Linked DNA regions of Mus musculus: regions 2, 3, 4, 5, 6 and 7 are each linked to region 1. Evidence: chromatin loops called from intact Hi-C (ENCODE). Cell type or tissue: heart. All regions are shown on one strand. Region 1 holds the start of n-TAagc8 (a tRNA gene). Region 2 overlaps Ythdf2 (YTH N6-methyladenosine RNA binding protein 2). Region 3 holds the start of Rnu11 (U11 small nuclear RNA). Region 4 overlaps Phactr4 (phosphatase and actin regulator 4). Region 5 holds the start of Med18 (mediator complex subunit 18). Region 6 holds the start of Ythdf2 (YTH N6-methyladenosine RNA binding protein 2). Region 7 overlaps Taf12 (TATA-box binding protein associated factor 12).

Evidence for each region. Peaks named below come from ENCODE experiments on the same cell type or tissue, not always from the same donor. Only the 100,000 strongest peaks of a DNase experiment are listed, where the experiment ranks them.
Region 2: a loop joins it to region 1, with 2.3 times the contacts of the local background. A loop is called at or near these places in 9 of 42 quality-filtered maps.
Region 3: it touches region 1 in a loop (4-fold over the local background); 4 of 42 quality-filtered maps call a loop at or near these places.
Region 4: it touches region 1 in a loop (3-fold over the local background); 21 of 42 quality-filtered maps call a loop at or near these places.
Region 5: it touches region 1 in a loop (6-fold over the local background); 20 of 42 quality-filtered maps call a loop at or near these places.
Region 6: a loop joins it to region 1, with 2.5 times the contacts of the local background. A loop is called at or near these places in 7 of 42 quality-filtered maps.
Region 7: a loop joins it to region 1, with 4 times the contacts of the local background. A loop is called at or near these places in 13 of 42 quality-filtered maps.

Annotation. Positions count from the first base shown.
Region 1 is chr4:132,512,801-132,516,800 of GRCm38, forward strand. n-TAagc8 (a tRNA gene) reads left to right here and starts at 3,208; the gene lies at 3,208-3,279. In heart, CTCF peaks have their summits at 245 (motif pointing right) and 2,138 (motif pointing left); DNase peaks (open chromatin) are centred at 1,111, 1,701, 2,151 and 2,801; H3K4me3 peaks cover 2,136 bases; H3K27ac peaks cover 1,817 bases.
Region 2 is chr4:132,201,588-132,205,587 of GRCm38, forward strand. Ythdf2 (YTH N6-methyladenosine RNA binding protein 2) reads right to left here. Exons shown (of 5, transcript NM_145393.4): 4 at 2,545-4,000. Among named protein-coding and RNA genes, the nearest start is that of Ythdf2, 8.7 kb to the right of the region's middle. In heart, a CTCF peak has its summit at 1,644 (motif pointing left); no DNase peak of the experiment used is centred here.
Region 3 is chr4:132,268,727-132,272,726 of GRCm38, forward strand. Rnu11 (U11 small nuclear RNA) reads right to left here and starts at 1,460; the gene lies at 1,353-1,460. In heart, CTCF peaks have their summits at 368 (motif pointing left) and 1,748; DNase peaks (open chromatin) are centred at 1,465 and 1,755; H3K4me3 peaks cover 722 bases; H3K27ac peaks cover 846 bases.
Region 4 is chr4:132,410,389-132,414,388 of GRCm38, forward strand. Phactr4 (phosphatase and actin regulator 4) reads right to left here. Exons shown (of 13, transcript NM_001161797.1): 2 at 2,682-2,735. The coding sequence starts at 2,697. Among named protein-coding and RNA genes, the nearest start is that of Phactr4, 10 kb to the right of the region's middle. In heart, CTCF peaks have their summits at 1,087 (motif pointing right) and 1,654 (motif pointing left); a DNase peak (open chromatin) is centred at 1,413.
Region 5 is chr4:132,462,555-132,466,554 of GRCm38, forward strand. Med18 (mediator complex subunit 18) reads right to left here and starts at 1,367. Exons shown (of 3, transcript NM_026039.3): 1 at 1,220-1,367; 2 at 311-454. The coding sequence starts at 383. In heart, a CTCF peak has its summit at 1,661 (motif pointing right); a DNase peak (open chromatin) is centred at 1,417; H3K4me3 peaks cover 2,058 bases; H3K27ac peaks cover 2,027 bases.
Region 6 is chr4:132,210,165-132,214,164 of GRCm38, forward strand. It overlaps Ythdf2 (YTH N6-methyladenosine RNA binding protein 2), which reads right to left and starts at 2,092. Exons shown (of 5, transcript NM_145393.4): 1 at 1,736-2,092; 2 at 1,268-1,292; 3 at 588-667. The coding sequence starts at 1,762. In heart, no CTCF peak of the experiment used is centred here; DNase peaks (open chromatin) are centred at 1,337 and 2,067; H3K4me3 peaks cover 2,625 bases; H3K27ac peaks cover 2,204 bases.
Region 7 is chr4:132,290,671-132,294,670 of GRCm38, forward strand. Taf12 (TATA-box binding protein associated factor 12) reads left to right here. Exons shown (of 6, transcript NM_025579.3): 5 at 1,193-1,281; 6 at 1,957-2,659. The coding sequence ends at 1,992. Among named protein-coding and RNA genes, the nearest start is that of Rab42, 11 kb to the right of the region's middle. In heart, CTCF peaks have their summits at 1,165 and 2,493 (motif pointing right); a DNase peak (open chromatin) is centred at 2,531.

The DNA of each region.
Region 1 (4,000 bases):
GTTATTGTCTTCATAAGAACAATCCTAGCTGGGCAGTGGTGGCACATGCCTTTAATCCCAGCACTTGGGAGGCAGAGGCAGGCAGATTTCTGAGTTTGAGGCCAGCCTGGTCTACAGAGTGAGTTCCAGGACAGCCAGAGCTACACAGAGAAACCCTGTCTCAAAACAAAAACAAGATTTATTTATTTATTTATTTATTTATTTAATGTGAGTACACAGTAGCTATCCTCAGACACACCAGAAGAGGGCGTCAGATCTCATTACGGATGGTTGTGAGCCACCATATGGTTGCTGGGATTTGAACTCAGGACCTTCGGAAGAGCTGTCAGTGTTCTTACCCAGTGTGCCATCTCTCCAGCCCGAGAAATCCTGTCTTGAAAGATTTAAAAAAAAAAAAAAAAGTCACCAAGGGACCCTACATGAACTACATGAGGGGATCCTTTGTAAAAGTAAAAAAGAAAATTGACTTTCTGATCTTCAGAGATAAAACTATAAGCTCCACTTATGAGGCAAATGATTTTTGTGGAGGAGAACCAGAAGACACTAATACTCTAAAGCAGATGATCTTTTGTGACCTAGCTTCTAAAGAATGAAAGTGGAGGTGGCGCAGACTTTTAAACAGTATTCTGCTCTACTAACAAGAGTCCAGGATCCACCCATTAGCCCATTATAACTCTCACCACAACCTCCTCAAGTAGCCTTTATGTCCCGGTTTGACACGTGACAAAACTGAAGCTCTCAAGAGGTGTGCTGGCCGAGGTCAGGTGGCTCAGTAATGTGCAACATGCTCAAAGGCAGTATGACTCCACAGCAGAAACTGTCCCACCAGTGAGGAAAGAAGGAAGTGAATAGCTAAGAGGCAGGCTGGCACTTGTGATTGATGCCTAAACCAGATCTATTAATTAGGAGTAAGAGACATAACTGTAAAGTGGCCTAGAATGGGCGTGTCCGCACATCTCTGTGGCAGGGCCTCTGTGGGAAGCTCAGTTGCCGGTTGAAGATGGCTAGGGCGGCTAGAACCTGAGTAAGAGTAACCAGCGGAGGTGGAGGGACTCGCAGGCTGTGCTCAGAGAAATCTGCGTCTTCCCTCCCTCTTTCATTCAGTAAACAGTTTTGACCATGGAGTGTGTGCCAGTGGCTAGGTTTGGCTGTGGCAATTCAGCAGTGACTCTGCCAGCTTGGTGAGGGATGGGGAGGTGTGCTAGACACTGGGTGGACGCATCCCTCCCGTACCCCTCCCCCATGCCTTGCATAGTGTTTGGTCAGGCAAGGTCTCCTTCTTCCTCCTGTTGCCATACTCTCTGGACTCTTGCATCAGCCGTGTTAAAGCCACTGATTGGCCAAAGCTCTTTTGATTCCTGGAGACATGTCTAGATCACATCTGAAAGGTTTTTTTTTTGAGACTTCTTCAATTTCAGACCCTGTCAGACTAAAAACCTAATGGGATTCTCATCTTTTTTTTTTTTTTCAGAATTAATTTTATGGCATCAAATTCTTGAATCATTGTATTATAATGCCTTTACATTGTAACCATTCCAGGCACTATGGTTTATCACTCCTTGTGGGGTCCCCCCCCCAACTCTTACTATTTTCCAACTCCCCAATTGCAGAACACAGTTTCTGCCCAGGGAATTCTTGTAGGAGAGAAGCCCCTCTCGCTCCGATTGGCTTGATAAAACCAAAGGAGACACTCCACACACCCACCAGTAGCTTACTCACCTTCACTTGCTCCTTAAAGCAGCCATTGTGTGAGGTCCCGAACAAGGACTAACCCTGACTTCACCTCTTTAAGTTGTTACAGACCCCCAGAAACAGAGTCAGCTCCGATCCTAACAGCGACTCGATCGCTTGTTTTTGTCTCTATTCACCAAATTAAGCCCCTTCCTTTCCCAACTCTTGAATCAGTTTTATCGACTAAATCAAGGACGTTCGTTCGGAAGGAGATCTCTCTCCGATCAACGTGCAGAGTTTGTCTTGATAAAGTCACTTCCCTCGACTGCACATTTTGGATAGAAAACGTCAAGTTTGGAAAAGCTCATCTTTCTTAGTAAAATATGAAGGCTCATCTATTCTGGGTGCTTTCGGGGCAATTAGCTGGACTTTTCTAGTTTGATCAGTTGAGCGAGCCCGCAGCGCCCCCTGCAGGCCAGATCTTGCTATAGCTCAACCCCGGTGAACTGAAAAAAGGCTTCCAGGGCCGCTCCAAAGGATTCTGTACAGAACCCCATATCATGGCGTCAAGGTCTTAATAAGAAGACATGCGGTGGCTAAGTAAATACCATGTGGCTTCTGAAGTGTCTAGCAAGGAATAAGCTTTCATAAAACTTCACAGCCTAAATATTTCTCCCATTGCTTCGCTAAAAACCCTCGGAAAACTGTCTGCGGCATGGAGACCAGATGTTAAGGTCCAGCCAACCGACACTTTAACAGTCTGATCCAGTGGCTTGATTTTTAAAAAAATTGTTTCCTATGGTACCCTACTACCTATCATGATGGGCAGAGGGGGTGAAGGGCGGAGGCAGTCCTAGCTTTTTAAACCGTGTGAAATCAGAACAAGTCATTTCTCTCTGCCCCTGTTTCCTGCTGTGTCAAAGCAGGGCTGTTGTGAGCACGAAAGCTAACGCAGAACTCTTCAACAGGGCAGCAGGGGTTGTTATTTATATTGCTGTTTTTCCCCAAAGTATCCTCGGCAAAAGCAGCAACACTCCTCCCCGACCCCTTGGTGCTCAGCAACAGGCTCTTCTTACGTAAATCGCGGCGGCCAATGAGCAGACATGTGGGCGGGGTTTAGAATAAGCCAATAGGAGCCTGCAGCGACGCTCTGGATAGGACCAGGCATGTTTCCAGGCTGACAAGGCAACTCTCCGAAGCTGTTGAGGAGACCTGAAAGGTCTTTAAAATCTTCTTGCTCTGCCTATCAACCGGGCTCTGATTGGTCTAAAACTCAGCGCCTGCCTCTCCTCCGCCCGCCCTGAGCAGGAAGGGAGCTGGTAGCACAAGGCTTACTTTTTTTTTTTTTTTTCTTAATATTTGAGACTAGGTCTGTACACCAGGCCCATAACTCAAATCCGGAACTCAAACTTGTTATGTATCCAGAGGCTGATCTTAACTTTATGATGGCCCTGCCACAACTTCCCAAGTATCTGGGATTGCAAGTCTGTGTTGCCTCCCCTGGTGTTTTAAATCTCTACACATTCTTTCGCATGTGGGGATGTAGCTCAGTGGTAGAGCGCATGCTTAGCATGCATGAGGTCCTGGGTTCGATCTCCAGGTTTTTTTTTTTTAAATCCATTTACACACTTAAGTGCTTCTATGTGTTACATTTTTAATATTAAAGAGGCCCTTGCCGGGCGTGGTGGCGCACGCCTTTAATCCCAGCACTCAGGAGGCAGAGGCAGGCGAATTTCTGAGTTCGAGGCCAGCCTGGTCTACAGAGTGAGTTCCAGGACAGCCAGGGCTACACAGAGAAACCCTGTCTCGAAAAACAAAAACAAAAAAAGAGGCCCTCAAGCATGGCATGATAATGGTTGTTGAAGGCCACACTGGGCTACAGAGTGATTTATCTCGGAAACTCAGTAAGTGCTAGTATCAAAAATAAATAAATAAGTAAATAAACAAGTAAGTAAGTAAATAAATAAATAAATAAAAAGTGAAAGAGAAGCCTGTTTGTTGTTTAAAGAACAGAAAGGAACAACTATTGATTTCCCTACTTTAGTCCCCTGAGTAGGTGGCTTTCCAGAGTTGTTTTTTGTTTGTTTGTTTGTTTGTTTGTTTGTTTTTCGAGACAGGGTTTCTCTGTATAGCCCTGGCTGTCCTGGAACTCACTTTGTAGACCAGGGTGGCCTCAAACTCAGAAATTCACCTGCCTCTGGCTCCCAAATTCTGGGATTAAAGGCGTGCACCACCACTGCCCAGCTTGTATTTATTGTCTTTGTAAGCTCTTACATAATGCAGGGTCTTTTGTAGCACAGGTCTCCTTGGCCTTTTGTAGACCGGGGGT
Region 2 (4,000 bases), 310 kb before region 1:
TTAATTTCAGCACTGGGTATGTTGCTGTATGTCTTAATCCCAGCACAGGCAAATAGTTCTTTGTGAATTCAAGGCCAGCCTAGTCTACAAAGTAATCCAGACCACGGAGGACTTGACAGTGAGACCCTGTCTCAAAAGTCAAAAGTTTCACAGATTCAAGGTCATTCTCAGTTAATGAGTCTTGAGGTCTAAAATATGAGACCCTCTATCCCTGAACCACTCAGTGAATTTAATCCAATTCAGTCCCTTGACTAAAAGTCAAAATAAATCCAGGGGCTTAGTTCAGTGTAAGAATGTTTCCCTAACATACTCAGGTCCTCATTCCATCCAGAGAACTGGTCTAAAGAAAAAAAGTCTGGCTGGAGAGAGATGACTTATCGGTTAAGAGCACTGACTGCTCTTCCAAAGGCCCTGAGTTCAAATCCAGGCAACCACATGGTGGCTCACAACCATCTGTAATGAGATTGGATGCCCTCTTCTGGTGTGTCTGAAGACAGCTACAGTGTACTTATAGATAATAAATATTTAAGATAAAAAAAGTCAACCATGGCCGGGCCGTGGATGCGCAGGCCTTTAATCCTAGCACTCGGGAGGCAGAGGCAGGCAGATTTCTGAGTTCGAGGCCAGCTTGGTCTACAGAGTGAGTTCTAGGACAGCCAGGGCTACACAGAGAAACCCTGTCTCGAAAAACCAAAAAAAAAACCAAAACAAAACAAAACAAAACAAAAATATGAATAAGTAGCAACCGAGCTAGAAAGATGGATCAGTTGTTAAGATCACTCGCCGCTGTTCTTGAGAAACTGGATTAAATTTCAACACCTCCACAGCAGAGCTTACAACTACCTGTAACTCCAATTTCCAGGATACTTGATACCCTCTTCTGGTCTCTGCAAGTATGCATGTGCTGCATATGCATAATTGCAAGTCTATACACACGAAGTAAAAATAAAACTTAAAAACAAACAGCTGGATGATGGTGAGGCACACTTTTAATCCTAGCACTTAGAAGCCAGAGACAGGCGGATCTCTATGAGGCCAATCTGATCTACAAATTGAGTTCTAGAACAGTCAATGAAACCCTTGGAAAAAACCAACTGTGATGGTTTGTATGCTTAGCCCAGGGAGTGGCACTATTAAGAGCTATAGCTTTGGATAAGGTGTGTCACTGTGGGCGTGGGCTTTTAATACCCTCTTACTAGCAGCTTTCTGATGAAGATGTAGAACTCTCAGCTCTGTCTGCACCATGCCTGTCTGGCCGATAATGGACTGACACTCCGAACCTGTAAGCCAGCCCCAATTAAATACTGTCTATAACTTATAATAGTTGCCTTGGTTTACAGCAGTAAAATCCTAAGATACCAAACAAATAAACAAACAAAAACCACAGAACACCCCCACCGTAGTCCTAAAATTTACATGTACATAGTATTCCCCGATCAAGCACTATTTCAAATAAATCAGTCTAGTTGTGATCCATTTTCTATCACTCTTTCCACTTCGTAAGAAAAATCAAAAGAGGGGGCTGGAGAGATGGCGCAGTGGTTAAGAGCACTGATTGCTCTTCCAAAGGTCCTGAGTTCAAATCCCAGCAACCACATGGTGGCTCACAACCATCTGTAATGAGATCTGACGCCCTCTTCTGGCGTCTGAAGACAGTGACAGTGTACTTACATATAATAAATAAATAAATCTTAAAAGAAAAATCAAAAGAAAATGACTGAGTAATAAAACCAAGAGATAGCTTTCCTAATGTTCAGTTTTTGGGGTTTTTAAAGATATTTTATGTGTATGAATTTTGTAAGAACAGATATGGCACACATATGTGCCTGCTGGTTCCGCTGGACCTGTGGCTATGGATGTTATGAGCCACCATGTGGGTGACAGGAACTGAACTGAGCCTCTGCAAGAACAGCTAGTGCTTTCTAAATGCTGAGCCATTTCTCCAGCCTCTCTAATGCTGTTTTTAAAGTTTTATATAATAAACAGTAACTTTCTTACAGCTGGGGGTGTGGTTCACTGACAGAGGGCTTGCTTAGCATATACTTGGTTCAGTTCCTATCACTAAAAAGAAAGAAGTAAATAAAATGAGCATTACAAAGAGGAAAACAAAGTTCTGAAAAATAATACTGTCAACTGTCAGAAGCAGACAGATTTCAGAGCAGGAACACACCAATTCTTGAAAATAACAAAAATGGTCAAAGGCACAGACCACTCCAACACAGAACTTTCATTCTTTTCTGTAATTACATCCCCAGTGGTCCCTTCCCATCACACCACCACTTCAATTATCCTTTTGTATCTTTAAATTACCTGTCTATAGCAGTTAAGTTCACACTGTATTGTTTCTGCTCTCCACTAATGCTCACATTCCTTCACACTAGGGTTCAAAAGACCAATTATACTCCCATAAAGCCTTAAGCTGCTAAATCACACCATTATTTACAGAGCTTTTATTAAGCACTCAGTCATGACAATACCGACAATACCGTTCTTATCCTTTCTAATGCCTCCTCCTTCCCCAGTCTCAATGATAAGCTCCTTTACCTTTTTAACACTTTCTTCTTCCTCTTGGCGTTTCTCATAGTGTGAGAAGTCATCAAAAATGGAAGTGGTGTGCTTGTAGCTGGCTATGATTTTCAACACCTGCTTAGCTTTTTCCAGAGGCACTTCCTGAGTGTCCCTAGAGTTGGTCACTGGTTTATTCTCGTTGTTCTCTAGACGAATGTGTCGCAGTTGGCTATTGGGAACGTCCTTCACAAAAATCCATCTGACATCGAAACGACCCTTCCATTTGTCCTGGGACCACACACCTGCACATGTGTTGTAGTCCACAGCAGATTTCATCTCTGCAACTCCACAGAAGTGTCCACTGCCGTTGACACTGAAAAGTAAGTACACGGGACCCTTCCCATTCATGGAACGATAGGCGGCATCCAGTCTCTTGTTACCATGCTCTGTGCTGCACCAGATATTATACTTAATGGAACGGTGGATATCGTCCTCAGAGTAGCTCTTAATGATGAAAACCCGGCCATGTTTCAGATTCCAGTCGAAATCTTTAGGGTTATAGTTATTAATGGACCGAAGTTTCTCCAACACCGGGTGAGGCTCTGAAGGAGTAGATCCAGAACCCGCCTGAGACTGTCCTACTCCATTACCATCCACCCCATTATGACCGAACCCACTGCCACGGTTCCGAGGTGCTACCCAGCGAGTTGGCTGAGCTGCCTGTTGCTGGACTGAGAGCTGAGCAGGCTGTGGTGGAGGTGGAGGCAATGGCTGCGTCTGTTGCCCTACTGATGCCTGAGCCACTGGTGGGCTATTATTGGCCTGCTGTCCAACAGGCTGAGGAGATCCCTGGGTTGGCTGACCTATATTTTGAACCAAAGCCTGTGAGGGGGCTTTTGCCACAGGACCCTTGTTATCCCAAGTTCCAATATCCATGTTATGCTTTATTGGGGGTGGTGGAAGACTTGATCCTGCAATGCCATTCTTGGTCTTCAGTTTAGGCTGTTGTTTTGCAGGCTTGCTAGCAATATCAGCCCAAGATGCTGGTTTTGGAGGAGCAATAGTAGCTGGAGGCAAACTGCTAGAAGCCACAATGTTACTAGTGATGGACCCACTACCAACAGCAGAGCCTACAACTTTTGGAACACTGCTTGCAACTTCTGTGCTACCTAGTTTCAGTGCTGCCATCCCTTGGTCTATAGTATTCATGCCTGGAGCTTTATTGAGGGTCTCATTGGCAAAAGCTGACTGTCCATCAATCATGGCTCCACCTAAGGAGCTGGGTGCATAAGCGTAATTGCTACTATATCCAGAGCTTTGAGTAGACTGTCCCTGAGAACTGTTATTTCCCCATGCTGAGAAGTCAATCCCACTGGGAAAAAAATTAAAACCATGCTGACCAAGAAATGGAGTGCTACCTAGGGCTCCTGGTTGCCCAAACATTGCATCTGGTAGAAAGTGGGGCTCTCCGTTGCTCAGTTGTCCATAAGAA
Region 3 (4,000 bases), 240 kb before region 1:
ACACACACACACAAGCAAAAATAAATCTAAGCACTCATGAGGCAGATCTCTGAATTTAAGGCCAGGCTTGGTCTACAAAGAAAAAAAAGGGCCAGCCACGATGAAACCCTGTCTCAAAAATAAACAAAAAAAAAAAAATTTTAAGGGATATGGACATATGTGAGGTATACACACCAAAATATGTAACTCCAGACATAAAGTTTTTTTAAATACTCCATATGAGATGTAGATCAAAAAGGCTGGCGAGAATATGTCTCAGCAGTTAAGAGCACTGATGGCTTTTCAAGAAGTCATGACTGAGTTCAATTCCCAGCAAACACATGGTGGCTCACAACCATCTGAATGGGCTCTGATGCCCTCTTCTGGTGTATCAGAAGACAGTGACAGTGTACTTACATAAAATAAACAAATCTTAAAAAAAGAAAAGAAAAGAAAAGAAAAGAAAAGAAAAGAAATTTATATTGAAGGAGGAAATTTCAGTCAAGTTTTATGATTCCCTTACTCTTCCAGGGAGGCATTTGGAAGTGGGATATTCCTTTTGCCTGCATAATACAATGTAACCCTCAATTTTCTAACCTGTGAAGCAGAGCCATACCCACTCCTCTTAGCAGTCAGTTGCAGGGCTAGAGAGATGGCTCATTGGTTAAGAGCACTGGCTGTTCTTTAAGAGTCCCAAATTTTATCCCAGGTACCTACAGGGTGGCTCATTACCAGTCTTCAACTGTTTTTTTTTAAAATATTTATTTATTTATTATATGTAAGTACACTGTAGCTGTCTTCAGACACTCCAGAAGAGAGAATCAGATTTCGTTACAGATGGTTGTGAGCCACCATGTGGTTGCTGGAATTTGAACTCAGGACCTTTGGAAGAGCAGTCGGCAATCTTAACCGCTGAGCCATCTCACCAGCCCTAGTCTTCAACTGTTAATCCCGGGAAATTCAAACTCAGGCACACAAGCGAATAAAACAAAAATAATTTAAATGAAAATAAATAGCTAAGGGGCTGGAGAGACAACTCAGAGCACTCAGCTACTCTTTTTTTGTTTGTTTTGTTTCTCGAGACAGGGTTTCTTTGTATAACCCTGGCTGTCCTGGAACTAACATTGAAGAGCAGGATGGCCTCGAACTCAGAAAACCACCTGCGTCTGCCTCCCAAACTCTGGGATTAAAGGCGTGGACCACCATGCCCGCCTACGACATTAACTTCTAATTCCAAAGTCCAGAAACTTAGACTTGCTAGCGATAAAAAGACTTAGAAGATCCAGATAATAACCTTAGAAGGTATTATCTACCTAACAAGAAAGTATTTGTAAAATGAACTAAAAAAGCTTCCTCCTGTAATTTAACAAATTCAAGGGCGCCGGGACCAACGATCACCAGCTGCCCAATTACCAAAAAATTATGCTTCCGAAATCTCTTGATGTCGATTCCGCACGCACAGCAATCGAGTTGCCCTGCGTGTGCCACTCACGACAGAAGCCCTTTTTGCTCGAGCGCGTTCGGAAGCACAGTGGCATTGTCGGTCCACCCATCTTACGGTAAAGGTGAAAATAAAGTCTAACCAACTTTCAACTGTATATTGTCGAAGCTAAAAGGCAAACTATCGATTCTTCTCGGGCTGAGGGAAAGCTCTTCACAAAGAGAACTGTTGTGTCGTTTTTTGTATAGCAGTAAAGGAAAGTCCGTGAGTCAATATGCAAATCAGAGCAGTGCTTGCTGGGAATGCTCTGGCCGACGCGGAGGGAGAGGTAGGCGGCGCTGGTGCAAAACAGCTGCTCCCAGCTAGAGGTGGGATGTTGGGTTCGAGGAGCCTTTCGCTAAGTTACTAGGGTTACACGGTGCCCCAACCTGTCAAAACTGATAATGTGTAATTTAGTGCCACTTGTAGCCTCCAACTTGGACGTTATGTTCTAACATATGGGTGCTAGGAACCGAATTCAGGTCTCTGACAGGGACACACAGGAGACGGTCTGTAAAAGCAAAGAACGGAGTAAATTTATCATCAAAGACCTAGATTCTAGGTGATGGGGAGGGATTAAAAAAAGCTGACACGCGCTCTGTGTTCATATGGCGGGGCGATTTATTCTGAATTTCAATGAAATCAGATAGTTTTAAAAATAAACCGCCGGGCGTGGTGGCGCACGCCTTTAATCCCAGCACTCGGGAGGTAGAGGCAGGTGGATCTCTGAGTTGGAGGCCAGCCTGGTCTACAGAGTGAGTTCCAGGACAGCCAGGGCTATACAGAGAAACCCTGTCTCGAAAAACCAAAATAAATAAATTAATTAATTAAAATAAACCGAGTGTGATGGCTCATGCCTGTAAATCAGGAGGCTGACACAGGAGCATTACAGCAAGTTGAGTTCCAAGCCAGCCTTGGCTACATGACACCCCACTTCAACAAAAGCCAAAACACTGAACCGAGTATAATGGCACATGTAATCTTACATGGGAGGCTGCTACAGGATGACTCTGTCTTCTGGTCGGCCTGGGTTTCTGGAGGAATCTGCATCAAAGGACAAAGCACGCCCCCAAAAAGAATGGTAGATTTGTGTGACTTAGGCCCTGAGTTAAGCGATCACCATCTTGGGGCGTTCAGTTGAGCCTACCTGCAAAGGATCATCCCAGTTTGTTGACTGTGTATACCCTCTCAAAGAGGTGGGTGGGGTGGGTAGTCAGAAAACTCACTGAATAGCCAGCTGCTCTAGAATGAACAAGCTATCACGTGGGACTATTAATTGTCGGTGGTATCCAAGAAAGGTTATAGCATGTAAAACAGTAGGGGAGGGTGCTCTATTCATGCACTATAGAAGATTCGTCCAGGCTAAAAATGTGTTTGAAGGTGCAGATTTGGGGGGGACAAATTAACCATACCCCTGTTTAACCCTTCACTTGCTATGTAAATAAGCCACATAAACTAACTGGCTGCCCAGAGTGAACTGTGGTGGGATCATGCCTCAGGTTGCAGCTGGGACTGCAAATGTAGACTTTATGTCTCCTCCAAGGAAGGAAGTTTAGCAAGGGTTTCATCAGGTAGCGCAGGCTGAACTTGAGTGCCTGCTGCTTCAGCCTCCAGAGTGCTTTGGTTTTATATATATATATATATATATATATATATACTATAGCTGGCTTCAGACACACAAGAGAGCATCATGTCCTATTACAGATGGTTGTGAGCCACCATGTGGTTGCTGGGAATTGAACTCAGGATCTCTGGAAGAGCAGTCAGTGCTCTTAACCCACTTGAGCCATCCCTCCAGCTCCCAGAGTGCTTTTTAAGATTTAAAAAGTTAAAAAAAAAAAAAAAAGTGTGCATGTTAGCTCTCACTACGCTGCCTGTCTCCAGGGTCCTCTACTCTGAAAGTTGCAGAGATCCCCGTGTTCAGCTCCCAGAGCTTACTGACATCAGCCTGGCCCAGCTTTTCCTCAGGATATTGGGGACGGCATGCAGATCCTTACATTTGCACACCACGTTCCTAACGTTCCTACCCACTCGTGAGCCCTTCCCCCGCCCCTAATGTTCTTACATTAAAAAGAGTGTGTAGAAGAAGCAGATGAATACTTTTGAAACAAACAAACAAAAAAATAGACTGTTGGGCATTACACTTTAATAACGTATGGAGTTCCCTGCCCTTTATAAAGTAGGAGCTACAAAAGAAAGGAGATTCATAAATGGGAAGAGGTGTAGTTGAAACTGGTGAAGCCGGGCGTGGTGGTGCACGCCTTTAATCCCAGCACTTGGGAGGCAGAAACAGGCAGATTTCTGAGTCCGAGGCCAGCCTGGTCTACAGAGTGAGTTCCAGGACAGCCAGGGCTATTCAGAGAAACCCTGTCTGGAAACCCCAAAAAAAAAAAAAAAAAAAAAAAAAAGAAAGAAAGAAAAGAAAAGAAACTGGTGAGGAGCCCAGTGGTGCTACCCTCTGTCCATCAAGGGGCCCTTCTATAATCCAAGTGTTCATTTATCGCCACACACTTTATTTGACACATGCACCTACTGTGGAGC
Region 4 (4,000 bases), 100 kb before region 1:
GCCAGGGCTACAGAGAAACCCTGTCTCGAAAAACAAAAAACAAAACAAAAAATAGGTATAACAGGCTAGAGAATTAGTTAAGAGTACGTGTTCTTGCAAAAGACTGGGATTCAATTCTCAGCACACACAGTGGCTCACAACCATCTGTAACTCTAGTCCTATGGACCCAATGCCTCCTTCTGACCTCAGTAGGCACCAAGCACACACACAGTGCACATATATAATGTAGGCAAAGCACTACAATAATATTAATTTTTAAAAATAGTATTACCAGCCAGAAAGTAGTGGTGCACACATTTAGTCCCAATACTTAGGAGACAGAGGCAGTTGAATCTCTGAGTTCAAGGCCAACCTTGTCTACAAAGCAAGTTCTAGGACAGTGAAGGCTACACAAAGAAACTATGCCTGGGGATGGGGTTTAGAGGATATAGATCAATTCAGGGGGTACCTGCCTAGCATGCACAAGGACTGGGCTCAGTCCCTAGCATTGCATAAAACCAGTTGTGGCACACATCTGTAGCCCTCAAACTCATTTTAACTCACTTTATAGTAAGTTTAAGGCCAGCCAACTGGGTTGCATATGATCCTGTCTCAAACCTACTTTAAAAGGACCATCAAACCAAGCAGAGTGGTATTCTTGGCCATCCTGCTCTACACAGTGAGTCCCAGGCCGTCCAGGGATAGATACACAGTGAGATCCTGTCCCAAAAGTGGGTAGAGGGAGTTGGATCTAAATGGCTCAGTTGGTAAAGATACTGACTCCCAGAGTTTGATCCCCAGACCCCACTTGATAGAAGGAGAGACTCTTAAAAGTTGTCCTCTCACCTCTACACTGCTGTGCTAAACATACACACACAAAAATTATTAAAATAAATATGAAAAGACCCATAAGTTAAACATGAAATTCATTTACATGTCCTATACAACTTACAGGTAATTTTATATATTTGTTTTCAGATTGTGGTCCACCCCATTCTCACTCAGGCAGACAGAATTTTACAATTATTTTAGCATTCAAAGAATTTCAGACTTTGTAAAATACAGATTTTATTCTATGTGTACGAATCTTTTTCTGCATGTCTATGCACAATGTATACACAGTGTCCTCAGTCGCCAGAAGAGGGCACTGGAGCCCCTGGGACTGGAATCGCAGAGGGTCGAGTCACTGGGACTCACACTCAGGTCCTCTCTCTGGAAGAGCAGCCAGTGCTCTTAACCTCTGAGCCATCTCTCCAGCCCCATTACAGATTTGAGACTAGTGATGTCCAAACCCAACTGTACTGGAAACATTTGGTGTTACACACACTGTCCAGCCATGGCCATTCTTGTCTCACTTATCTCCCTGTGCTTTGTTCTCTTTTCCTCCCCTCCCTCCCTTCCTTCCCCCCTTCCTTCCGACTTCCCTGTTCTTGGAAAAGATCTCACACAATGTAGGTGTGGTCCTCTGACCCCTGGAGGATGGCCCCCTGCATGCATGTCCCTGTGCAGGGTCACGTCTCACTATCTGCAGCTTATTATATCAACACTATCTTTAGGAACAGTCACGGTGCTATGAAAATAAGTTCAGTCTCTCCAATCCTCAAAATAATTTCAAGAATAACCTGATGACATAACTAGGTCGATAAACAAGGTGCTGTCTGCCCTCTAGTGTTCAAACTAAAGATCTCCCAATGAGCTAGCTATACTTCTATAAAAACATGCTCAGCCACCTAGGCTCATTAAAATCAACAAAACAAACAAACAATCAAACAAACAAACAAGCGTATGTCATCTCAATTGAGGTAAAAAATGTAACCTGAACTTCCTGATTCTGGTTACCAGGTCAGAAAGCTCAGCCTCAGTCACATCAATGGCAACAGAGCAAGACAGAAGAAAATAAATTAATATCTCAAATACAATTCCTAAGGGCTGGGGACACAGCTTGTTTTACAATGCCTGCATATACACAGGAGGTATGTGCCTCTCCTAACCACGGAATCATCTTTTCAGTCCCTTACATCTAATTTGCAATATAGTAAATGTCAGCAAGCAGAAGCTCATTAGGACCCTTAATTATGTTAAAAGTATGAATGGAGTCCAGCACTGTCAAGCACTCAGGAGGCAATGGCAGAGGGATCTCTGAAAGTTCAAGACCAACCTGGTCTACATAGTGAGTTCCAGGCCAGCTGGAGCTACAATGAAATCCTGTCTCAAAAAAAGCAAAACAAATGGGGCTGGAGAGATGGCTCTGTGGTTAAAAGCACTGGCTGCTCTTCCAGAGGTCCTAAGTAGCTCACAAATGTCTGTACCTCCAGTTCCAGGGTCTCTGACACCCTCACACCAATGCACATAAAATAAAGATAAATAAGTTTATTAAAAAAACAACCAGCCAAACAAACAAACAAGAACACCAAACCCCTAGTGCTGGGTATGGTAGCAGAGGCAGGAGGATCTCTGTGAGTTTGAGGCAGACTGGTTTACATGAGCTCCAGGACAGCCAGGACTAGGTAGAGATCCGATCTCAAAAGCAAAAACTAAAAATAAAATAAAGGACAAAAGCTAACAGATGAGAGTATGAACGGATGCTGAGAGCACAAAGTCTGAGAGGCACTGTTCTACATCAGCATCCTGAGCGTGAGATAATGCACTCAACGCTGCAACAGGTAAGAGCAAGCATCCATAAAAAAGCAGGCCATACTCACCCGATGGGTCTTCCATGCCACTGCTAACCAGTGTAGGGAGAGAAGGAGTAGTTTCTGAAAAGAGAAAAGGTAAAAACAATACTGAAAACATCAAATTTACCATTTTCTAAATTTCTTTGAAATAAACCCAACTCACTAACACTTTAATAAGTGCCGGGCATGGTGGCCCACGCCTTTAATCCCAGCACTCGGGAGGCAGAGGCAGGCAGATTTCTGAGTTTGAGGCCAGCCTGGTCTACAAAGTGAGTTCTAGGACAGCCAGGGCTACACAGAGAAACCCCGTCTCAAACAAAACAAAACAAAAAAACCAAAAAAAAAAAAAAAAAAAAAAAAAAAAACCAAAAACAAAAAAAACCAAAAAAAACCCAAAAAACAAAAGTACCACAAATGACAAAAAGAACTGACAGTTCTCGACTTTCACACGGACACTGTGCCATGCATGCACACACAGAATAAGTAATTATTTTAAAAATGAACATTGCCTTCTGGGAGTTTTAAGGGGTATTATTGGGATACAAGCATAACAAACTAAAATATCAGGAAAAATCTAAGTCTAATTGTGTGTGTGTGTGTGTGTGTGTGTGTGTGTGTGTTGTTTCCTGCTTTTTGAGACAAGCTCTCACTACTTTTCATTTTTAAATACATTATCCTCAGTCTCCTACAACATGTTAAATCTCCATCTTGCATTCAATATGTAAAGAAAAGGGCAAAGTTTTGTGTAAATCAAAAACAAACCTGCTTTGTGGCACACCGCTCTAATCCCACTCCTGAGAGGCAGAGACAGGTGGATCTCTATGCGTTTGAGGCCAGCCTGGTCTACAGAGTGAGTTCCAGATAGCCTGAGCTATCTGGACCCTAAATAAAAAGATCCTGCCTCAAAAGCTAATTACATAAATAACAAAACAACTTATATGCATCTCTGAGCAGAGATAAGAAGTATATTTTTACAACAATATGAACTAACCAGTACCTGGGAGCTCTTGTCTTTAGCTGCATATGTATCAAAAGATGGCCTAGTCGGCCATCACTGCAAAGAGAGGCCCATTGGACTTGCAAACTTTATATGCCCCAGTACAGGGGAACGCCAGGGCCAAAAAGGGGGAGTGGGTGGGTAGGGGATTGGGGGGGTGGGTATGGGGGACCTTTGGGATAGCATTGAAAATGTAAACAAGGAAAATACCTAATTAAAAAAAAAAAGAAGTATATTTTTAGGGAGGGAAGTAATTTTATAGAAGAAATTATCTTTTTGGGTACAGGAATCTAAATTTAGGGCACTCACGTATGAAAATAAAGCAACAGAAAAATGTTTTATTTTGTTT
Region 5 (4,000 bases), 50 kb before region 1:
GAGACAAACAAAAATAGAGGAAAGAAAGAAAGAAAGAAAGAAAGAGCAAGGGAGGGAGGGAGAGAGAGAGGGAGAGAGGGAGAGAGAGAGAGAGAACAGACAATAGGACAATAGTGGTAAATATCTATAATCCCAGGCCCCTGCAGCCAGAAGGGTCTACAGAGTGAGTTTCTGGCCATTGAGCCATCTTCCCACCCACCCTCTTTTAAACACAGTTACAGGAACCCTACAGTTGCCTATAAGTCATCTCAACTTGCTCTAGCCAGAAAAAACTGAAAACTTGGTAACACAAGCTCCTTGGCTGACTTACCCTGCAGGAGGTACTCCATCATGTTAATGGTGCCCCCAGTGACGGGCATCATGGTGACTGGAGGCGCCTCCATGATGCCTCTAATTAGGTTCAAGACAACAGAACTGCAAACAGATCTTCCAACCGGAGAAGCACAGGATCCACCTGGAAAAGTCACACTTGTCCATACCCTGTTTGCTGCGGCAGTGGCCTTGAAACCAAAGCTCATTCAGTCTTAACTTTGCACATCTGCTTATACAGCCGGTTCCAAGAACGGGTGACTCGGGAATAAGAGGGGTTCTAGCTCCGGAGATACGGAATAGCCATCTAGTATCAAGTTCTGAACCTTATAAACGTTTTTCTATGTAATCTCGAGGCAGCTATGTAACCTCTTGTTCCGAAACCTACTGTCTCGTTTAAAATAAGACCAAGGGTGTTTAACCCCACAGCCCTCGTCTCCCCCACCCACTACCTGGCTCGAAAGAAACCGACATTCATATTCAAAAATGGTAACTACACTGGGCTACACTGAGAGGCCTCGTTTCCAAACATAAAGAAATAAAAACCGGCTGTGTTGGGGGGAACATCTGTAATCTCAATACTTGGGGACAGAGTTAGAAGGACGGCTGCAGCTTCGGGCTAGACTGGTCTATATAGCAAATCCCGGCCAATTAGGGCATCACAGTGAGACTGTCTCAAAGAAAAAACAAAAGAAAAGATCCGAGGGAGACCTAAGGACCTTGTCCACCCTTCACTCTATGCGGAGGCCATGCAGACTCAGGGAAAGGCCCCAGGGCACACGAGCGATGTAACTAGAACTGGTTCTGCCTTTATGAGAACGCCTCTGCAAATGAGCCAGGCGGGAAATATGAAGTTAGAGTGACTGTCCCGGTCCTCCCACGCGGGCAGCCGGGACACGTGTGCACTTACACTAGCAACACGTCTCCGTCCGCGCTACAGATCCTTGTAAAGCTGGAATTAAATCCACGCGTGCACACCCGCAATCCGCACCCCCAAATGCCGCCAGCGCAGAGCCAGAGAAACCGCCAAACTCTCCCTTCAGCACTTCCGGTAGGAAGCTGAGGGACAGGAAACTTCTCCGCTACCGCCCCGAAAAGTAAGGGTGCCGAGAGGGCAAGGAACGCGCCCGCCTTCTGGCACCGGTGTGCAAGAGCGCACGCGCAAGGTTCGGGGCTGCTGTTGCTTTGGGGTCCTAGTCTAGAGTGGTACCGTGGAAGGTGACTGTCATAGGACAGCTCTAGGATACGTTTTTTTTTTTTTTTTTTTTTTTTTCAGCTTCGACGACCTGGATGTTTTGATCAGATCTCATAAAGCCGATTGGATACCATATTTAAATTTTGAACTCAGCCACTGGGGGGAGCGAGGAAGGAGAGTCACATTGAAAAAGAAGGGAGGCGGAGGTGGCGGGGCTGGCAGTGAAAGAGATGTAAAATGAATAAGTTAAAAATTAAATTAAAGAAAAAGAAAAGGAAGGGGTATGTTGTAAATCGGAAACGCTAACCACAGCGTTGTGTATTTATATATAGACCTCAGCAGGAACAATATTTTGTGTGCTTTCAAGGGTCTGGAGAAACAGCTCAGTGCTAGAGCCTTGTCTGACATGTGCAAGGCCATAAGTTTAATACAAAACAACAGCAAACTTGTTCAATTTACAGTGCATACCATAACTTTAAATACATGGGACCAGGCACAGTTCAAATCTGAGAACCTTGGGAAGCTGTGGTAAGGATCTCTCCAGCAGAGCCATTCAACGCTTAAACAATATTGTGAGGTTTTTAATAAATAAATAAATAAATAAATAAATAAATAAGTTAATTAATAAGGGCTAGAGAGATGGCTGAGCAGTTAATAGCCCCTGCTGCTCTCTCAGAGGTCCCAAACTCCCACATAGTGGCTAACAACCATTTATAATTTCCTTTCCAGGGGCTCTATTACCTTGTCTGACTACATCAGTCACTGCATCCGTGTGGTAGACATGCATACACACTTGCAAAAACACTCATAACACAAAATATAAATAAATAACTAGGGGCTGGGAAGATGGCTAAGCAGTTTAGAGCACTTGCTGTTATTCAGAGGACCTGGGTTCAGCCCTAACACCCATATCATGTGACTCACAACCACCTGCCACTCTAGTTCCAAGGGATCTGACACCCTCATCTGGCATCCATGCTAAAGGACATACATGGTACACATATATCTAGGCACACATATACATTAGATAGATAGATAGATAGATAGATAGATAGATAGATAGATAAGGATTTTAAATTCAACAAGTACTTATTGAACTCTGTACATATGCCAAACACATAAGGGACATAGAGTGAGGCACCCTTAATCTTTCAGGACCCCTCCCTCCTTAACATTTCCCCAAAGGTCACTACCTCAGGCAAGGGTACCTGGTTCCCAGTCAGTCTGGGCAGCTTGTATCAGCTCAGGGCTCCACCTTGCTGTCACATGAAATCAGCTTGCTTCTCTGCCACTTTGTTCTTCTTTCTGCCACCTCCTCCCATGGCTTGACAGTTTAATCTCTAATACATCTTTCTTTGTAATCATGGAATGGTCTAGTTCAGTATATATCAACATAATCACTTATGACATTCAGACAACAACAAGAAGTTGAGTATTTAAGATTAAGAAAAATGCAGGGCTATACAGCTCAGTGGTACAGGGTGTCAGGCCTGAGGTTTGATCCCCAGCACTGTAAATAATATTAATAACGCCTGTAAGGCAATGTTTTAAGAGGTTAACGAAGCCGGGAGGTGGTGGTGCACGCCTTTGATCCCAGGACTCAGGAGACAGAGGCAGGCAGATTTCTGAGTTCGAGGCCAGCCTGGTCTACGGAGTAAGTTCCAGGACAGCCAGGGCTACACAGAGAAACCCTGTCTCAGAAAACAAAAAACAAAAAAACAAAACAAAACAAAAAAGAGGTTAATGAAAAAACTCGTGAGACAGTAGCACGCACACTGTAGTCCACACTTTCCTGGAACTCAAGGCTCAGGACAAGTGTGAGTGTGAGCCACCACCCTCTTCATTTAGCTGATGATGTTAAATAACATGGAGAGCCAGTCCTGGTGGTGCATGGGAGGCAAAGGCAGATAGATTTCTGTGAGGTCCAGGCTAGCGTGGGCTACAGTAGTGAGGTCCAGGCCAAACAGGGCTACACCATGACACTCTGTCTCAAAATACACACACACAAAACACATGGGGAGGGGGAGAGAGCACACACTGTGAATCTACACGCAACAGTACGGACTAGACAAGTAAGACTCCAGGTGCATACTAACACTGATACTGAGTAACTGAGTAACTAGCTCCTAAGACTTTAGGGTTGGATTTGAGGCCTGCACCACAGGAGAAATTTCCATCTGCTACTGTAAACCTAGTCAAAAGCCTGCGGCTTGTGAGGTCACCAGTACTAGTAGAAGACACTGCTGTTGTTTTGCTGAAGAACATGAAATACCAGTCAAATTGCCTTCCAAATGGCTACGTTTATAGGTAGAGGTTAATAGGTCTGTCAGCTTTCCTCAAAGAAGCTTCCTTTTTCAGTGGGCAGGGATCCCTGAGGAGACTCCTAACTAGTTGGTCAGACTGATGAGAGACTGCTGGATGTTCAGCCATGAATGAGAGAGCTCCCATAACACTCCACAGCTCAGAGAGCATCACAGAAGAGGAGGCCCGAGGAAG
Region 6 (4,000 bases), 300 kb before region 1:
CAACAGTGTTTTAGCCTCCTTTAACAAACACATTAGCCAAAAGAGCTATGCACAAAGTTGTTCTCTACAGATACTAAACAACCAAAAATCACCATCTAGCGCCCCACTGTCTCACTTTGAAATAGTTTTAATACACAAAGAGCCTCACTGGAGACAAAAGAGAAGTAAGTTTTGTATAGGTGAGGTTCAGGTGATCATTCACTAGAATTTCCTCACTACATTATCATCCCAATTTCCCTAAAAGACAAGGTTTTGTTTTCTTTAGAGCTCAGGCTAAACTCTGGCCAATATTCTTAAGCTGTGCACTAATCCTTTCCTGGCAAACAAGGGGCAATTACTCATGCCAGCATAACAGCTCTTATACAACTCGCGTTATCAGTAATGCAGTCTCAGAGCACATGCTTTGTTGACCACACAGCTTATATCTTTAATGTTTTATATAACAAATTAGTAAGTTGTATTAGGAGTCAGCCACACACACACACACACACACACCCAAACACACCCAAACACAAAAGTGAGACAGGGCAGAGAAAGTCTAACAGTACACTGTCCCCTCAGATAATATAGAACAATTTACTACTCACCGGCCTTGCCTGTGGGCTCAAGTAAGGTTCGAAATCATCATCATTTAGTCCATCCTTTTGATGCACAGAACCATTTTGTACTAGAGGGGAAAAGTTAAATTAGCAATGCCCTGGTCCGAAGAGCTCCCTTCCAAACCCATCCATCAGTTTACATTCACACCAGGAAGAAACCATGCTAGTTCCAAGAGTCACTTGGTTTGAAACTCCGGGGAATAACGATGAGCGCCAGGGCTGAAGCAAGAGCCGGACAGTGAAAAAGAGTCTCCACCCCAGAGCGAGCTGATCTTTTTAAAAGGTCAGTGTATTGGCTCCTTCGAATTTCAATTCCCTCCGGCTTTCTCTCCCCGCTTCCTTCACATGTGAGTGACTTCCAGAAAGTGCTCCACGAGGAGGAAACACAAAGGGCTCCTAAGACCTACGAGAAAACTAAGGACCTGGTGCTTCTCAAAATGCATTCCACCCCCGGCCGCTCATGAATTACTCGTTGTTAACGAAAAAAGCTGCCCGCCAGCTGCAGGGCCACACCAAAAGGGGCGACCGCCCCGCGCGCGGCACCTGCGACCCGAGCGGCTTCGGAAAGGTCCTTTCCCCGGGGCGCGTCCTCGAGCCACCGCCCCCACGGCCCGGCGGACCCCCCTCCCCATCCCGGCCGGCGGCCACCCGGAGGAGCGGGGTCTTACCTTTGTTTCCTTGACCTTTTGGTCTCTGCGAGAGGAGGGGACGTCGCCGAGCAGCAAGTCGTCCGAGAAGAAAACGGAAAAGGAAAGACAAATGAACGCGGGGCCCGAGCAGGGAAGAAAGGAACCGGCCTGGGGGGGACGCGTGGTGAGGGGGAGGCGGGGACGAGCGCTAGGCCGGCGGGGCAGCCCCGGCAGCCCGGCCACCCGGCAGCCACACGAGGGAAAGAGAGGAAACGAGGAAGGGAAGCCCGGGCCGCTACTGGGAGGGAGCGCGGCGCGGCCGGCCCGGCCCGGGGAGGAGCGGGAAGAGCGGGCCGGGCGGGAGACTCAGGGCGCGGCCGGTCTGAGGCCCGAATCCCGAGCCGCGAGAGGCGCCCGCCGCGGCCCGGCCAGGAGCGGCGGGCCCGGGCCTAGTCGGGCCCCGTCTCGCCTCACACAATGGCCGAGACATGCGGGCTGGGCCTGTACCTGCTCCAAGAGGCTGCTGGCCGACATGGCTCTCGGATCCTCACGGGGAACGACGGCGGCGGACTCCTCGTCGGGACAGCGGCGGCGGCGGATGAGCCCCGACGACGGGAGCAGAGGGTGCGGCGGCGGCTTTTGTCCCTGACACTCGGAGCCTCGCCTCGGCGGACGCAGCAGAGACACAGCGCGCGACTCGGGCTCCGGCTCCGATCCGGCGACGCTCTAGGCCGCCGAGCTCAACGCCCGTCTCTATGCTCCGGAGCGCGCGCCCGCCCCCTCGCAGCCCGAATGGGGGAGGCCGAGCGGCAGAGGCGGGCGGCGCGCGCGGCGCGAGCGCTGACTCTCACAGTCGCTGACCCACGCGGAAGGGCCCGGCGCGAAGCATCTCGGGAAGGGAGAGCCGCGCCCGTGGCGCCCTCTGCTGGGCTGGAGGAGCGGAAGCGGTGCGCGCGCGGTCTCCCCGCCCCCACCGCCGCCGCTTTGGGCCTAGGAGCCCTGGGTGGCACCGGGGGTCACCACTGGAGTTTTTTGGCAAACACCTAGAGAATAATTGTTTTGTCTTAAGAAAACACGCAGAAGCCCCTTTCTTAATGGGGCAGAGGCTTCTACTCTGTGTAGGACTTGAGCCCTAACTCATAACTGCATTTGATAACTCTCCCCCAATTTGAAAAGGAACCAGAAGAGAGGTCCTAAGAGCTCACAGGGAAAACTTCATGGAGGTCGGCCCAGAAGACACCCGCGCCCTTCCTTAAGACTATTGTCACCTTCCTTCCTCAGGGACTTGAAAAAAACACCCAGGAGCAGTACTTCCACTAAATATTAAAAAGCCGGCCCTCACTGCCCTGCACACAAGACATTTACCCCTTTGACTTTTGAGGGAGAAAAATATACACTCTCTTTTTTTCAGAGAAGTCAGTGACCCCAAAATAATCTAGTAAACTCTGGACTTTATTCCCAAGAAAAAGACACCTCACCCGTATGCACAGTGTCACACACACTTTCTTGAAGTCTGTTGGACCCTAAGAGGAAATATTCGTGATCTAAGGACTGGAAAATGAACGCTATTCCAGTATGTGCTGTGTGCAGGGCTTTGTCATTAAGTGCTTTCTGACACATTAAATTTAAAGACTTTCAACAAGTTCAAAGTGCCTATCAAACAATGTTACAGCTGGGAAAAGGGAGATTAAGCATGCTGCCAAAGTTATCAAGTTATTAAATAGATCTGTGCTTTTGACACAAAGAACAACATAATATCATTCTTCAACAGCTAGAAAAGAAATCCTGTATTCATGAGCTAAGATTCACTGGAGAGCCAAAGGATGAGCAAAGGCAGGTTTTTTTTTGTTTGTAGGGTTTTTTGTTTGTGTTTTGAGACAGGGTGCCTCTAGCTGTCCTCAAACTCACTAGGTAGACCAGGCTAGCCTTGAACTCAGAATTCTGCCTGCCTCTGCCTCCTAAATGCTGTTATCAAAGGCATGCACCACCAAAGGCATTTTTAATTTAAAAAAAAAAAAATCACGAGCTGGGCGTAGTGGTGCATGCCTTTAGTCCCAGCACTCGGGAGGCAGAGGCAGGCAGATTTCTGAGTTCGAGGCCAGCCCGGTCTACAAAGTGAGTGCCAGGACAGCCAGGGCTACACAGAGAAACCCTGTCTCAAAAAACAAACAAACAAACAAAAAAAAAATCACTCTGGACAAGGATATTTAGTAGTAGGTTTTGCTATTGCAAATGGTAGACACCTGAGCAATGCACTATTGTTAACCTAATGCCATCTGCTTGCTAGATAGAGAAGGTTTGGATTTGACAGATTCAGGAGGAAAAAGCCAAGACTCTTGGATTTTACTTTGTAAACCGCTCAAAGTAAGTGCAAAGCATTTCTTGTCTGCTTATACTCACATTTATGGCTTAAGTGAATAAGATCAGACACCAAAGTTAAAGAACTCTTAGTAAAATGTCACATCTCAGGGTGGAGAGCCCATTAATTGAATGAGAGAAGCCTAGTAATGGTTTTTTTATGAAAGATAATTAGCCAGTCAACCTCATGGCTCAGCTTTGTATATAAACTGTATCAGCAATTGCTTGCATTTAGAGACAGCTTGATTTTGTAAAAAGAGAATTAGACTAGACATCATCTCCTGAGAACGAGAGAGAGTCTAAACACTGGTCTCCCGAGTCCAGGTACAACACTAGGAAAATTATTACACCTGTCTCAGATTCCCTCCCTTAAGACAGAGGATAATACCACCTGCCTAACAAGTTTCTCACAAA
Region 7 (4,000 bases), 220 kb before region 1:
GAAGGGAAGGGAAGGGAAGGGAAAGGGGAAGGGGAAGAAGGGGAAGGGGAAGGGGAAGGAAAGGAAAGGAAAGGAAAAAGGAAAGGAAAAAGGAAAGGAAAGGAAAGGAAAGGAAAGGAGTGAGTAACCTTTGGCTGGAACTCACAAAGACCCAACTGCCTCTGCCTCCTACTGCTGGGACTAAAATCACATGTCACCATGCCTGGCCAAAAGTAAAATAAATAAGAACATAATAAAGATTTTTAGCCAGGCAGTAGTGGTGCAAGCCTTTGATCCCAGCACTTGGAAGACAGAGACAGGTGGATTTCTGAGTTCGAGGACAGCCCGGTCTACAAAGTGAGTTCCAGGACAGCCAGGGCTATACAGAGAAACCTTGTCTCGAAAAAAAAAACCAAACAAACAAACAAAGATTTTGAAACCATAAGACATAAGCCAGGCAGCAGCCAGCAGTGTCGTTGTTCCAGCACAGGCAGTTGGATGGCTGAGCTCAGTTCTGCTCTAGGAGGCGCGTTACACTTTGCCTCAGAGCTATACAAATGGGGCTCAGAAGACAGACGCCTCAGTGGTTAAGAGCCTTTGTTATTCTTTCCCAAGTCCCAGGGTCAGCTTCCTGATCCACATCAGGTGACTCCCTGTAACTCAAGCTCCAGGGAATGCCATGCCCTTGTCTGGCCTCTGTGGGTACCACATATACTCACACATACACATAAGTAAGAAACTACATAAAAATAAAAGCTAGAGAGATGAGTTTGTGATTAAGAGTACTGGGTGATCTTCCTGAGGACTCAGGTTTGGTTCCCAGCACCACATGGTGCCTCATAACCATCTTTAACTCCAGATCCTGGGAATCTAGCACCCTCTTCTGGCCTCCTTGGGGACAAACTTGCACAGTGTATACATACATACATACATACATACATACAGGTAAAACACATGACTTCATGCACATAAAATTAATGTTACTAAATAATGTTTTTGTAGAAATTAAAATTAAACAGGTTAAAGAACTTGAGGATATAGCTCAGTGGTAGTGTTTGCCTAGTATGTACTAAACCCAGTGCTAAAAAACAATGAAACCTGGAGAGACTGTGTGTGTCTACTCGGAGTCCAGGTCTGTCTTTGCTTGCAGCTTGTTGCAGCTGCACTGCCCTCTGGCTGCAGCCTCAGTTCTGTGCTGGTGTCTTCCTTGCAGAGCGCCAGTGGAACATGTGGATCCCAGGCTTTGGCTCTGAGGAAATCCGACCCTACAAAAAAGCATGTACCACAGAGGCTCACAAACAGGTGAGGAGCTGGGGAGCCAGGACTGGAGCCTGTGTGCATCTCACAGGGAGTACAAGCAGCTGCCTCCTGGAGTGTCAGTCCCCTGTGCAGCCAACGTGACTGCACCAGAGGTCAGAGGAAGCTCTGTCATAGCTCCCCCAATGCTGCGCTGCTGCAAGCGCGCTTTGCATTTTCATTTAGAGCTCTTGATTCCAGATCTCCTGTGGGCACGCCCACCTGCTCTCATACTGAAACCCGGCCTGGAAAGTCACACACCACGCAGGTCAGAGGAAGAGGTGTGTCAGGCTTGTGCCGGGAGCTACCCAGGCTTTTCTGCCCAACACTCTGGGTTATGTGCCACGATAGCTGCTGTCCTCTGCCTTTCTTGACAGTGTGAGGATGTCATTTCTGATCAAGAACTAGTTGTCCTCATCCTTAGTCCAGTAAGGGCACTGGCCTCCCACTGACAAGCCTGGCCTCCTTGCTGTTGTGATTTCAACAGCTTCCCTGATGGGAAAAGCCAGCTGCACGTGAGCTCGGCAGGCATGGCTGAGTTCTCTTGGGCGTTAACCATCTCTCCGCCCTGTGTGCTGCTCCCTATAATATAGACTGTGCTACTTGCTAGTGGCTTTCTAGATGTGCCAGAAGGCTCCTGACTCTGGCCCCTGTTAACTGCTCATTTCTGTCTCCTTTCAGAGAATGGCACTGATCCGGAAAACAACCAAGAAATAACACAGGGAACGGTCAGGGAATGGACAACGTGTATTTGGAGATACTTGAGCTGAGACCTCAGCCATCTCATCCTTGGATTTTTTTTTAAATGCTTTACAGAGAAGCATATATTTTTTATTAACAGTGCAGCAATATCTATAATGACTGAGAAGATCTGCCAAAAGAATAAAGCCTCCTGCCCACCTTCTGGTCCCTTTTCCCTGCCGTCTCAAAGAGAAGCAGTGTATCTACCAGAGAAGATTTTGCCTGTGGTTTATTATAGAAGTGATTGGCTGTAGGAAGAGCATTTTGGTCGTGTTGGGTGAGACAGTGTTAGCAAGTTTGTAGAGGGTCTGTCTCCTCCTCCCCCCGTCCCTGTACTTTGTAATGTCAGTGTTTCTATGAATATGAACTTGATTTGCTTTTCCAGAATAAAGGAGTTATTAATTGAAGACACAGGGTGCATAGCTGAGAGCCTTTGAAATGCCAGGGTCCCAGCAAGGCTGGGAGCGCTGCAGTCAGCAGGTGGCAGTACAGGCAGTGATCCTGTTAGAGAAACCGGCAGGGATCTCCCACTGTTTTACTCCAAAGGAACAAGCCAGCAGTAGGAGTTGGAGCACTTTCTCTGCCACCAGACACAGTGACCTCTGCTAAGCCCCAAAATAAACAAGCATTCTAGTTTTGATAATGTTAGTGTCCATAGGACCTTTTTGTGTGTGTGTGTGTGTGCGTGTGTGTGTGTGTGTGTGTGTGTGTGTGTGTGTGTGTGTGTATGTGTGTGTGTTGAGGCAAGCTCTCTCGGGGTGTGTGTGTGTGTTTTGAGGCAAGCTCTCGGGGTGTGTGTGTGTGTGTGTGTTTTGAGGCAAGCTCTCGGGGTGTGTGTGTGTGTGTGTGTGTGTGTGTGTTGAGGCAAGCTCTCGGGGGGTGTGTGTGTTTTGAGGCAAGCTCTGGGGTAGGCCAGGCTGGCTTCAAACTCTTGGTATCTTGCTGAGACTATCCTTGAACTGACCCTCTCAGTGAGCTGAGACCACAGGTGTGCATCATCATGCCTGGCTTCTTAGAGCCCCTTTAGACCTCTCTGGATCTCCATAGAAGATTGTATTCATCCTTGTCCCTGAGGAAGGATGTGAATAGCTCTGGGGGAAGTCCTGTTGCTGGGATTCTGTCATCGGAGGAAAGCAGGGCCTCTCTCAACAGCAGGATGTTCTTCCCTGTCATCATCCTGACCCACGCCCAGCACAAGCCTTGTGGATTGTGAGGGACCATGGGCTTAGGGGAGGGTGGCTGCTCCTCCTAGGGGCCACAGCACAGCCACACCTACCTTTGGTCCCTGCTCTGGTCATCTTCCTCCTGAGGCTTGGTCGGAGACGTGACACAGTTCATAGATCTGAGGAGTTCAAAGGCCATGCTTCTGTTGCCGTTTTCTTGGCTGAGGTTTCAGCCTGGAGAGTCAGCAAGGGGACAACCAGCTTCTTCCCTGGTCACGCCTGACACTGAGCTTCTGGGTATGTGGCCTAGCGTCAGGAGGGCCTTAACTCTCCAGAACCTACAGCCACTGGAAGATGTTCTCAGAGGATGCTCTGTTGGTGACACCAGACAGCAGAGGGGTCCCACTGAGTCCGGATAGGAACAAGTAACTGATGCCAGCAGCCAAGATGGAATCTGGAATGACTCTTGAGTCCTCTTTTGAGGACCGAAAGGGACAGGGGAATTGGGGAAGTACAATGACAGAAGTGAGGGACTCATAAGACGTCAAATTATCATTCTTGATCAGCTGTGTGACAGGTAGGTGGCTTTCTCTGTCTCAGTCTTACTGTCTTACCAGCACACCGAAGGACTGTTCATGTCTCTGTAAGCTGTGCCCATTCCTTCAGTAGGCAGAAGCCATAATAAAAGGAAGAAAGGGGTGGACAGTCCTCAGATTCAGTGTGTGGCTTCATTCTGACATCTCAGGCATTGGAGCCCTTGGTTTGGTGAGCTATGTTGGCAGCAGGCTGTTCTTGGCTTCCCACCCAATTCACTTGAACAG